Linked DNA regions of Homo sapiens: region 2 is linked to region 1. Evidence: read pairs that join two places in POLR2A ChIA-PET (ENCODE). Cell type or tissue: endothelial cell of umbilical vein. All regions are shown on one strand. Links, peaks and the distances in the headings refer to the core of each region. The heading gives the core; the rest is flanking DNA. Region 1 holds the start of LOC105374555 (a long non-coding RNA gene). Region 2 has its middle 11 kb from the start of KCNG3.

Region 1 (5,380 bases), core at 131-5,130:
TGAGAAGTGAAGAGCCCCTCCGCCCGGCAGCCGCCCCGTCTGAGAAGTGAGGAGCCCCTCCACCTGGCAGCCGCCCGTCTGGGAAGTGAGGAGCCCCTCTGCCCGGCTGCCACCCCGTCTGGGAGGTGTACCCAACAGCTCATTGAGAACGGGCCATGATGACGATGGCGGTTTTGTCGAATAGAAAAGGGGGAAATGTGGGGAAAAGATAGAGAAGTCAGATTGTTGCTGTGTCTGTGTAGAAAGAAGTAGACATAGGAGACTCCATTTTGTTCTGTACTAAGAAGAATTGTTCTGCCTTGGGATGCTGTTGATCTATGACCTTACTCCCAACCCGGTGCTCTCTGAAACATGTGCTGTGTCCACTCAGGGTTAAATGGATTAATGGCGGTGCAAGATGTGCTTTGTTAAACAGATGCTTGAAGGCAGCATGCTCGTTAAGAGTCATCACCACTCCCTAATCTCAAGTACCCAGGGACACAAACACTGCAGAAGGCTGCAGGGTCCTCTGCCTAGGAAAACCAGAGACCTTTGTTCACTTGTTTATCTGCTGACCTTCCCTCCACTATTGTCCTATGACCCTGCCAAATCCCCCTCTGCGAGAAACACCCAAGAATGATCAATTAAAAAAAAAAAAAAAAACTCTAATAAGAGTAACATTGTTTCACATTTTTGCAAATTGCTTCAATGTCTACCTTAATAGCTTTACTGAGGTATAACTGACAAATAAAAATTGTATATTTACAGTGTACAACATGATGTTTTGATGTATGTCTACATTGTGAATGGCTGACAACTAGAGTTTCACATGAATATCTATGAAATAACCATGACTTTTCAAAAAAAGCTGATAAAATACCCATGTCTAAATAAACATAGTTTAGCTTTCAGTGATTATCTTGAAGTAAAAATGGTATTCCAAGAAAAAGGCAGCTAGTTCAGCTCACGATTCAAACAATCCCATGTTTTCTCGAGTTAACCAGCTGGGCCCAGTGGCTCATCCCCGTAATCCCAACACTTCGAGAGGCCAAGATGGGAGGACTGTTTGAACCCAGAAGTTTAAGAAACAACCTGGGCAACATAGCTAGACTCTATCCCTACAAAAAGTTTAAAAACTAGCCAGGCATGGTACCGTGCACCTGTGGTCCAAGCTAATTGGGAGGCTGAGGTGGCAGGATTGCTTGAGCTAAGAAGGTCAAGGCTGCAGTGAGCCGTGATGACACCACTGTACTCTAGCCTGAGCAACAGAGCGAGACCCTATCTCTCAAAAAGAAAAGAAAACCATCACACATCAATATGCAACAGAAGTGGGTTTAGGTGTACTTCTGAGTTCACAGGTCAAGATGTGTGATGTCGGCAGGGCACGGTAGCTCATTCCTGTAATTCCAGCACTTTGGGAGGCCAAGGCAGGTGGAATCACCTGAGGCCAGGAGTTTGATATCAGCCTGGCCAACATGGTAAAACACCGTCTCTATTAAAAATACAAAAATAAGCCAGGCGTGGCAGTGCACATCTGTAATTCCAGCTACTCGGGAGGCTGAGGCAGGAGAATCACTTGAACGTGGGTGGCAGAGGTTGCAGTGAGCCAAGATCACGCCATTGCACTCCAGCCTGGGCGACAGAGCAAGACTCTTTAAAAAAAAAAAAAAAAAAAAGATGTGTGATGTCTTGAAACAATACAGAGGTGATGGTTGCAAACACTGTCAACGTGCTAAATGCCACTGTATATGGTTAATGGTTAATCTGATGTTATATGAATTTCACCTCAATTATAAAGAAGGGCCAAAATTTATTAAAGCTAATAAATTATACTACTTTGCCAAGAACATTCTTAAGTAGAACTTGCCTTTGTTTTTTTCTTAAACTGTGAATGCACAGCGTTCTAGAACACAACTACTAACTAGCTCGGCCTGGTACCACGGATTTGTGCTACGGCACCAGGAGAGCAAAATCAACACAGAAAAAAGGTAAGTAACATCTTACTGTTATGAAAATAGTCTTGATTTCATAAACCCTCGGAAAAAGTCTTGGGGGACATCTGGGCATAAAGAAATAATAATTTGAAAAATCCTTATTTTCATTGTTGTTAGTCCTTCCCTTTTTTTGAATCAACTTCTCAATTTATACATACACACACAATCCTGCTGAGATTTTATTTGGAACTACATTGAATCACTGGGTCAATGTGGGGGAAACTCAAATATTGTAATGATATATCCCACATTTATTTAACTTTTCTTTAATTCTTTCAGCAATATTTTACTTTGTATGTAGAGGTTTTACAGATCTTTCTTTAGATTCATTTGATGTTTCTGGATAATATAAATATCATTTTAAATTGAGTTTCCTAACTGACCTGGCCTCACACCACATACACACTGAGTAAAACTGACTAAGATACAAAAAGTGGAACAGTAAAGCATCTAGATGAATATACTTGAGAATATCTTCACAATCTTAAGAAATCTTTGTCTATTCCAAAACAGTGACACTGGGTTAGTTTTTTCATGAGTGCTCTTTCTGAGTCACCACTCTGCTTACTCAACTTCCATTCTGCTCCTTTATCTGTATCAAACTTATCAGTCACATCTATCAACTACTGAACAATGGAATTTTCCCAGCCTTTAACTGTTCTCTCTCCTCTTGCTGTTCCGTTGTTCATTTTGCAATCATTATTTCTCACGTATTTAAAAACCAACCAACCAAGCTAGAACAAGCAAAAATGACAACAGGTGCACTGAAGAATAAGCATTACTTAACATGAGAGGCAGCTACCAATGCAAGTAATGAGGCTCCTCTGTCAGTCAGATGTTGCCAAAATCCAGCAGTGAGCACACATACAATTATTACAGAAAAGAAAAATGGGCCAGGCTCACTGGCTCACACCTGTAATCCCAATACTTTGGGAGGCCGAGGCAAGAGGATCACTTTAGGACAGGAGTTTGAGGCCAGCCTGGACAATAATATGAGACCCGAACTCTACCAAAAAAATTATTTTAATAAGCCAGGCATAGTGGTACATGCCTGTAGTCCCAGATACTCAAGAGGATGAGGCAGGAGGATCACTTGAGCCCATGAGGTGGAGGCCACAGTGAGCTATGTTCACGCCACTGCACTCTAGCCTGGGCAACAGAGCGAGACTCTGTTTCAAAAAATAGAAAAAAAATGCATTAATGATATACCAAAATGTCAGTAGTACTTCTGCGCAATGCAATTACAGATAAGGAGAGAAGTAGTGTCTTTTTCTATATTTTCTACATGTCAACAATAAATTATATTGTTTTTATGACCAGAAAATACACATAAGTTTATTTAAAATTTTTAACATACAGCTAATGCTGAAGTAACAGCAAAATGAACATATTCATAATACATTACCGGGAGGAAATTGACAGAATTCTTGAAGGATTAGCATTCTGTAACAAAAATATTTGAAATATGTTCCCCTAAGTTAGAAAAAGGTCTGTTCTCAAATGATAATGACACTTAACGTGACTACGTTTTTACTACTAGGAAAGGGAAGATTAAGAGTTGTTTTCGGGCAGAGCATGGTGGTTCACTCACGGTGGGAGGCCAGGGTGGAAGGATTACATGAGGCCAAGTGTTCAAGACCAGCCTGGGCAACATAGTGAGACCTTCTCTCCAACAAAACTTTTTTTTACATTACCCAGGTATGGTAGTGTGCACTTGCAGTCCCAGCTACTTGGAAGGCTGAGGTGGGAGGATCACTTGAGCCCAGAAGTTTGAGGCTACAGTGAGCTATGATCACTCCATTGCCCATCAGCCTGGGCAACAGAGCAAAACCACATCTCTATTTAAATTTTTTTTTTTTTAAAAAAAGAGTTGTTTTCAGCAGATTTCTATCAATGCTCCCTTCATCAGAACCAGCCATACTGTCAAGCGAGGAGGGGAATAAAAATAGATGTAAAGTGGCATTTTCTCTATCTGATGTCCAAATGTGCAAATTTTATTTTACGCATTTTTTTTTTTATTTTTTAGAGGCAGAGTTGCACTGTTGTTGCCCAGGCTGGAGTGAAATGGTACAATCTCAGCTCACTGCAACGTCCGCCTCCCGGGTTCAAGTGATTCTCCTGTCTCAGCCTCCCTAGTAGCTGAGATTACAGGCATGCGCCACCAGGCCCGGCTAATTTTGTATTTTTAGTAGAGATGGGGTTTCACCATGTTGGTCAGGCTGGTGACCTCCCAAAGTGCTGGGATTACACGTTTGAGCCACCATGCCCGGCCTCAAACATGCAAATTTTAAAATAATACCTTTTCCCATTATATATCTATCTACTCATTTCAGGAAAACTATAAGTATAAAGATAACATTTGCTTGCTTTTTTTATATCAAAACATTTTTTGATATTAAAACAATTGTTTCCTAGCAAGAAAACTCAGAGAAAAAATAAAACAAATCTACAATGAACACATCAGTATGTATATTTCTACAAACTTGTGTGAGAAGTTCTGTAAGATCAAGTCCTAAAAGCAGAATTGCTGGCTCAAAGGGTATGTACACATTGCAATTTGACTGATCTTTCTGGTTATACTAATACTCTGACAAGAAGAGTATCTATTTCTCCATCCAATACTGGATATTAAGATAAGAACTACAGTATTCTCTCTCCTAAATAATTCTTATAGGCTAGAACCTTTCCTATTTATCCCTTTCTCATGGTTGCTGCAAATTGCTCTTAAATTGGTTTTGTTTCACAACAAATAATGAGTATACAAAAAAGCTTTCCTATTCTCTGTCTAGTATTCCATTTAAAAGTCCGAGGTTGACTCAGAACAAGCCACCCTTGCTCAGAGTGTGAGCAAAAAAAAGAAAAAGCACGAAATCTAAAATTACATTTAAAGTCAATTGCAATTAAGAAGATATTACTCAGCTAGGCACGATGGCTCACGCCTGTAATCCCAACACTTTGGGAGGCCAAGGCAGGAGGATCGCTTGAGACCAGCAGCGATCGTTTGCGAACAGCCTGGCCAACACAACGAAACCCCGTCTCTACAAAAAATACAAAAATTAGCCAGGCATAGTGGCGTGAGCTTGTAATCCTAGCTATGCAGGAGGCTAAGGTGGGAGCATCATCTCAGCCAGGGAGGACGAGGCTGCAGTGAGCCATGATTGTGCCACTACATTCCAGCCTGGGTGACAGAGTGAGACCCTGTCTCAAAAAAAAAAAAAAAAAAAAAAAAGAAGAAGAAGAAGAGATTAATCAAATTTCTGTGAATGGCTTATTTCCTTAAAGAATAAAAGCAAAATTAAATGTAAACCCCATACAAGGTTCAAATCCTGAATGGCTGTAGGATACAATGTTCCGCAATAAACATTAAAAAAAAAAAAAAAGACAAGAGATCTTCAAGAATCTTATAA
Region 2 (5,380 bases), core at 238-5,237, 110 kb after region 1:
GGAGGGAGGATTGCTTGAGCTTAGGAGGTCAAGGCCACAGTGAGCTGTGATTGTGCCACTCTACTACAGCCTGGGAGACAAAGCAAGACCATCACCAGTGGCTCACGCCTGCAATCCCAGCACTTTTGGAAGCCGAGGTGGGAAGATTGCTTGAGCCCAGGAGCTGGGAACCAACCTCAGAAACACAGTGAGACCTTCTCTCTACAAAAAATTAAAAAATTAGCCAAGCGTGATCACGCATGCTACTCCAGCTACTCGGGAGGCTGAAGAGAGAAGAAGCCACTTGAGCCTAGGAGTTCGAGGTAACAGTGACCTATAATTGCACCACTGTACTCCAGTTCAGGAGATGGAGTGAGACTCTGTCTCAAAAAAATAAAACAGGCCAGGCGCGGTGGCTCACACCTGTAATCCCAGCACTTTGGGAGGCCAAGACGGCCGGATCACCTGAGGTCAGGAGTTTGAGACCAGCCTGGCCAACATGGTGAAACCCGTCTCTACTAAATTTACAAAAATTAGCTGGGTGTGGTGGTCTGTGCCTGTAGTCCCAGCTACTTGGGACAGAGGTTGCAGTGAGCCGAGATCATGCCACTGTACTCCAGCCTGGAAAACAGACAGAGACTCCATATCAAAAAAGAATAATAAATAAATAAATAAATAAATAATAATAATAAGTAAATTATCTCCAATCCGTTACCCCCCGCCTACACCTCTCTATTTTCAGATCCAATCTGAAGGAATTAAGGAATCACAATCGGCATTCAAAAATAAGCTTAAATGAAGTCCAAGGTGTTAACATTTTATTTTTACTCAAAAAATATATATATATAATATTTGAGACAAGGTCTCACTCTGTTGCCCAGGCTGGAGTGCAGTGGCATGATCATGGCTCACTGCAGCCTTGACCTCCTGGGCTCAAGTGATCCTCCCACCTCAGCATTCTGAGTGGCTGGGATCACAGGCATAGAGTACCACCACATGCAGATAATTTCTAAAAAATTATTTTTAGTAGAGACAGGGTCTCACTATGTTGCCCAGGCTGGTCTTGAACTCCTGGGCTCAAACAATTCTTCTGCCTCAGCCTCCCAAAGATCTGGGATTATAGGCATGAGCCACCGTACTGGGCTTTACTTTTTTATTATGGATAATTTCAAATACATATAAAAGTGGAGAGATTAATAAAATGAACCCCATTATCCAGCTTCAATAATTATCAATTTGAGGGGGCTGGGTGTGGTAGCTCATGCCTGTAATCCTAGCACTTTGGGAGGCCGGGGCGGGCAGATCATTTGAGGTCAGGAGTTCGAGACCAGCCTGGCTGACACGGTGAAACGCTCTATTAAAATTTCAAAAATTAGCCAGGCGTGGTGGCAGGCACCTGTAATCCCAGCTACTCGGGAGGCTGAGACAGGAGAATCACTTGAACCTGGGAGATGGAGGCTGCAGTGAGCTGAGATCACGCCATTGCACTCCAGCCTGGGTGACAGAGCGAGACTCCATCTCAAAAAAAAAAAAAAAATTATCAATTTGTGGCCCATCTCGTTTCATCTATATTCCCACCCACTTGCCCTTGCTCTTGGTTGTTCTGAAGTACATATCAGACATTATATGATCTTCTCCTTAAATATTTCATGATATGAAAGTGGCTTTTGGAAGACTATCTTGTATAATGATCCGCATTCTAGATTCATCTGATTGCTTCCTCTGGCATCACCTAACTGGTTCCTCCCTCCAGGGGGGTGCTTAGTGCTTGGTAGAGAGGAGAGGTGGTGCTGAGCCAGCATGGGAGGCAAGACAGCCTGCATAGTCTGTGGGTTTCAGTATTGGTTCTGGCACTTACTAGTTAGCTTTGGAACCTTAGGTGAGTCAGTCATCTCATCTCCTTTTTTTTTGTTTTTGAGATGAAGTCTCACTCTGTCACCTAGGCTGGAGTGCAGTGGCACGATCTCGGCTCACTGCAACCTCCGCCTACCAGGTTCAAGCGATTCTCCTGCTTCAGCCTCCTGAGTAGCTGGGACTACAGGTGCATGCCACCACGCCGGGCTAATTTTTTGTATTTTTAGTAGAGATAGAGTTTCACTGTGTTAGCCAGGATGCCTCAATCTCCTGACCTCGTGATCCACCCACCTCAGCCTCCCAAAGTGATGGGATTACAGTCATGAGTCACCACGTCCCACCCCATCTCATCTCTTAAAGCCTCATTTCTTCATCTGCAAAATGGGAGTAATAATAACAGTGTTTTTGTGGGCAGCAGAGTGCATGGTGCCTCCTAGAAGGGCTTAGCCATCGTACAGAGCAAGGTCCACAGAGTGGTGATGGGGAGAAGGGTCATCCCAGTCCAACAGGGCAGCATGACTGGAGTGAGGCTGGGGTGAAGATTACAAAGAGGGGCTGTTCCTATAATGGCACCTGTTAATGATTATACAGTGAGCTTTGCAAAGCTGGAAATTTAAGGAAGAGAGTGTTTCTTTTGCTTGAATAAGAGCAAAAAGGGGCCAACTGTGGTAGCTCACGCCTGTAATCCCAGCACTTTGGGAAGATGAGGTGGGAGAACTGCTTGAACCCGGGAGTTCAAGACCAGCCTGGGCAACACAGGGAGACCACATCTCTACAAAAAAAAAAAAGCAAGCTTAAAGGGTCCTAGAGCAGAAGAAAAAGCAAGGACATTGATGTGAGATGGTGTCATAAGTATGACACAGGAGCGACATGTCCCTCTGGTGGCTTCTCATCTTTAAGAATGTGGTTCATGGGGCTTGGTGTGGTGGCTCACCCTGTGATCCCAGCACTTTGGGAGGCCGAGGCAGCTGGATCACCTGAGGTCAGGAGTTTGAGACCAGCATGGTCAACATGGCGAAACGCCATCTCTACTAAAAATACAAAATATTAGCCAGGCATGGTGGTGCATGCCTGTAATCCCAGCTACTCGGGAGGCTGAGACAGGAGAATCACGTGAACCTGGGAGGTGGAAGTTGTAGTGAGCCAAGATCACGCCACTAGACTCCAGCTTGGATGACAGAGCGAAGTCTTTTGATAGACTCAAAAAAAAATAATGTGGTTCATGGCTGGGTGTGGTAGCTCACGCCTGTAAACCCAGCACTTTGGGAGGCCAAGGCGGATGGATCACCTGAGGTTAGGAGTTCAAGACCAGACTGTCCAACACAGCGAAACCCCATCTCTACTAAAAATACAATAAGTTAGCTGGGCTGGGCGTGGTGACAGCTGCCTGTAATCCCAGCTACTCAGAAGGCTGAGGCAGGAGAATCGCTTGAACCCGGGAGGTGGAGGTTGCAGTGAGCCGAGATCATGCCACTGCACACCAGCCTGGGTGACAAGAGGGAAACTCCATCTCAAAAAAAAAAAAAAAAAAAGAATGTGGTTCATGGGGTTGGATGGGTCTGAGGGCAGTTTGTTTATTTATTTGTTTTCCTTTCTTTCATTTTGTTTAAATGATGGGGGCTTGCTATGTTGTCCAGGCTGGTCTCGAACTCCTGGGCCAAAGGGATGCTCTTGCATCTGCCTCCTGAGCAGCTGAGACTACAGGTACACACTACCACACCTGGCTTTGAGGCCATGAGAAGGAACAGGAGCCCCTCTTAGGGGCCTGCTGGGCACCCTCCACCTCAAAGCATAGAAATAAAAGGAAATTCTTGAGCTCCTTCAAGGTAAATTCCAGGCACCTAGCTAGTCCTGAGAAGTAAATAAACAACCTGACAAGCAAGAAGGTAACAGTAGTTTAAAATTTCAGAGGTGTTTGAACCAGAGCAACTCCATCTTGAATAAATAGGAGCTGGGTAAAACAAGGCTGAGATCTAGTGGGCTGCATTCCCAGACGGTTAGGCATTCTTAGTCACAGGTTGAGATAGGAGGTTGGCACAAGATACAGGTCATAAAGACCTTGCTGATAAAACAGCTTGCAGTAAAGAAGCTGGCCAAATCCCACCAAAACTAAGATGGTGACAAGGTGACCTCTGGTCGTCCTCAGTGCTACACTCCCACCAGCACAATGACAGTTTGCAAATGCCATGGCAATGTCAGAAAGTTACCCTATATGGTCTAAAAAGAGGAGTCATGAATAATTCACCCCTTGTTCAGCGTATCATCAAGAAATAACCATAAAAATGGGCAACCAGCAGCCCTTGGGAGCACCTGCTCTGTCTATGGAGTAGCCATTCTTTAATCCATTACTTCTCTAACAAACTTGCTTTCACATTACTGTACGGACTTGCCTCCAATTCTTTCTTGTGTGAGATCCAATAACCCTCTCTTGGGGTCTGGATCAGGACCCCTTTCCTTTTTTTTTAATGTTTTATTTATTTGCTTTTTTTTTTGAGACAGAGTCTTGCCCTGTCTCCCAGGCTGGACTGCAGTGGTGCGATCTCAGCTCACTGCAACCTCTGTCTCCCGGTTTAAGTGATTCTCCTGCCTCAGCCTCCTGAATAGCTGGGATTACAGGCGGCTGCCACCATGCCCGGCTAATTTTTTTTTTTTTTTTGAGACAGAGTTTTGTTCTTGTTGCCCAGGCTGGAGTGCAATGATGTGATCTCAGCTCACCACAACCTCCGCCTCTAGGGTTCAAGTGATTCTCCTGCCTCAGCCTCCTGAGTGACTGGGATTACAGGCATGCGCCACTACACCGGCTAATTTTGTATTTTTAGTAGAGACGAGGTTTCACCATGTTGGCCAGGCTGGTCTCAAACTCCTGACCTCAGGTGATTCAGCTGCCTTGGCCTCCCAAAGTGCTGGGAGTACAGGCATGAGCCGCCGCACCCGGCTGGATTGGGACCCCTTTCCAATAACAATAATAGCTAAGGAAATTAGAATCATGGCATGTTATTTCCCTATAGAAAGTAAAGATAACATCTGCACATATGTCCCTGAGTTGTTTTTCAGAAACCCGTACCTCCACCAAACACATCCACTGGCACACAGACCTCAGATGGCGGACTAACAACTGAACTCAGACTGCCATTCTTTGTTCTAAAATTCTTCCTGAGGGTCCTGGAGGAGGTCACACTTGCAGGCCAGAGCCAACGTTCTTTTTTGCTGATCCCAAATTTTTAGACAAAGCTTCAACTCCTTAATCAATTGCAAATCAGGAAATCTTTGAATCCATTTATGACCTGTTGGCCACCCCCAACACCCCCACTTTGAGATGTCCCCCCTTTTCAGGTCAAACCAATGTATGGCCTCCATGTATTGATTTATGACTTTGCCTGTAACCTCTGCCTTCCTGACTTTAAAAACCCTTACCTGTAAGCCATCAGGGAATTTGGGTCTTTTTTAAATTTAAATTTTAATTTTAATTTTTGAGATAGATAGAGTCTCACTCTATTGCCCAGGCTGGAGTGCAGTGGCACGATCTCGGCTCACCTCAACCTCTGTC

What was found. ChIA-PET counts read pairs that join two places held together with the same protein. Peaks named below come from ENCODE experiments on the same cell type or tissue, not always from the same donor. Only the 100,000 strongest peaks of a DNase experiment are listed, where the experiment ranks them.
Region 2: POLR2A ChIA-PET joins it to region 1 with 5 read pairs; 4 of 35 experiments call an interaction of 5 or more read pairs at or near these places.

What each region holds. Positions count from the first base shown.
Region 1 is chr2:42,616,395-42,621,774 of GRCh38, reverse strand. The region is part of intron 4 of MTA3 (metastasis associated 1 family member 3); the gene reads right to left. It overlaps LOC105374555 (a long non-coding RNA gene), which reads left to right and starts at 1,892. Exons shown (of 3, transcript XR_001739432.2): 1 at 1,892-1,967; 2 at 4,389-4,512. In endothelial cell of umbilical vein, for the core only: no CTCF peak of the experiment used is centred there; DNase peaks (open chromatin) are centred at 2,594 and 3,474; H3K27ac peaks cover 2,191 bases.
Region 2 is chr2:42,501,907-42,507,286 of GRCh38, reverse strand. It overlaps a transcript of MTA3 not described here. Among named protein-coding and RNA genes, the nearest start is that of KCNG3, 11 kb to the right of the region's middle. In endothelial cell of umbilical vein, for the core only: no CTCF peak of the experiment used is centred there; no DNase peak of the experiment used is centred there.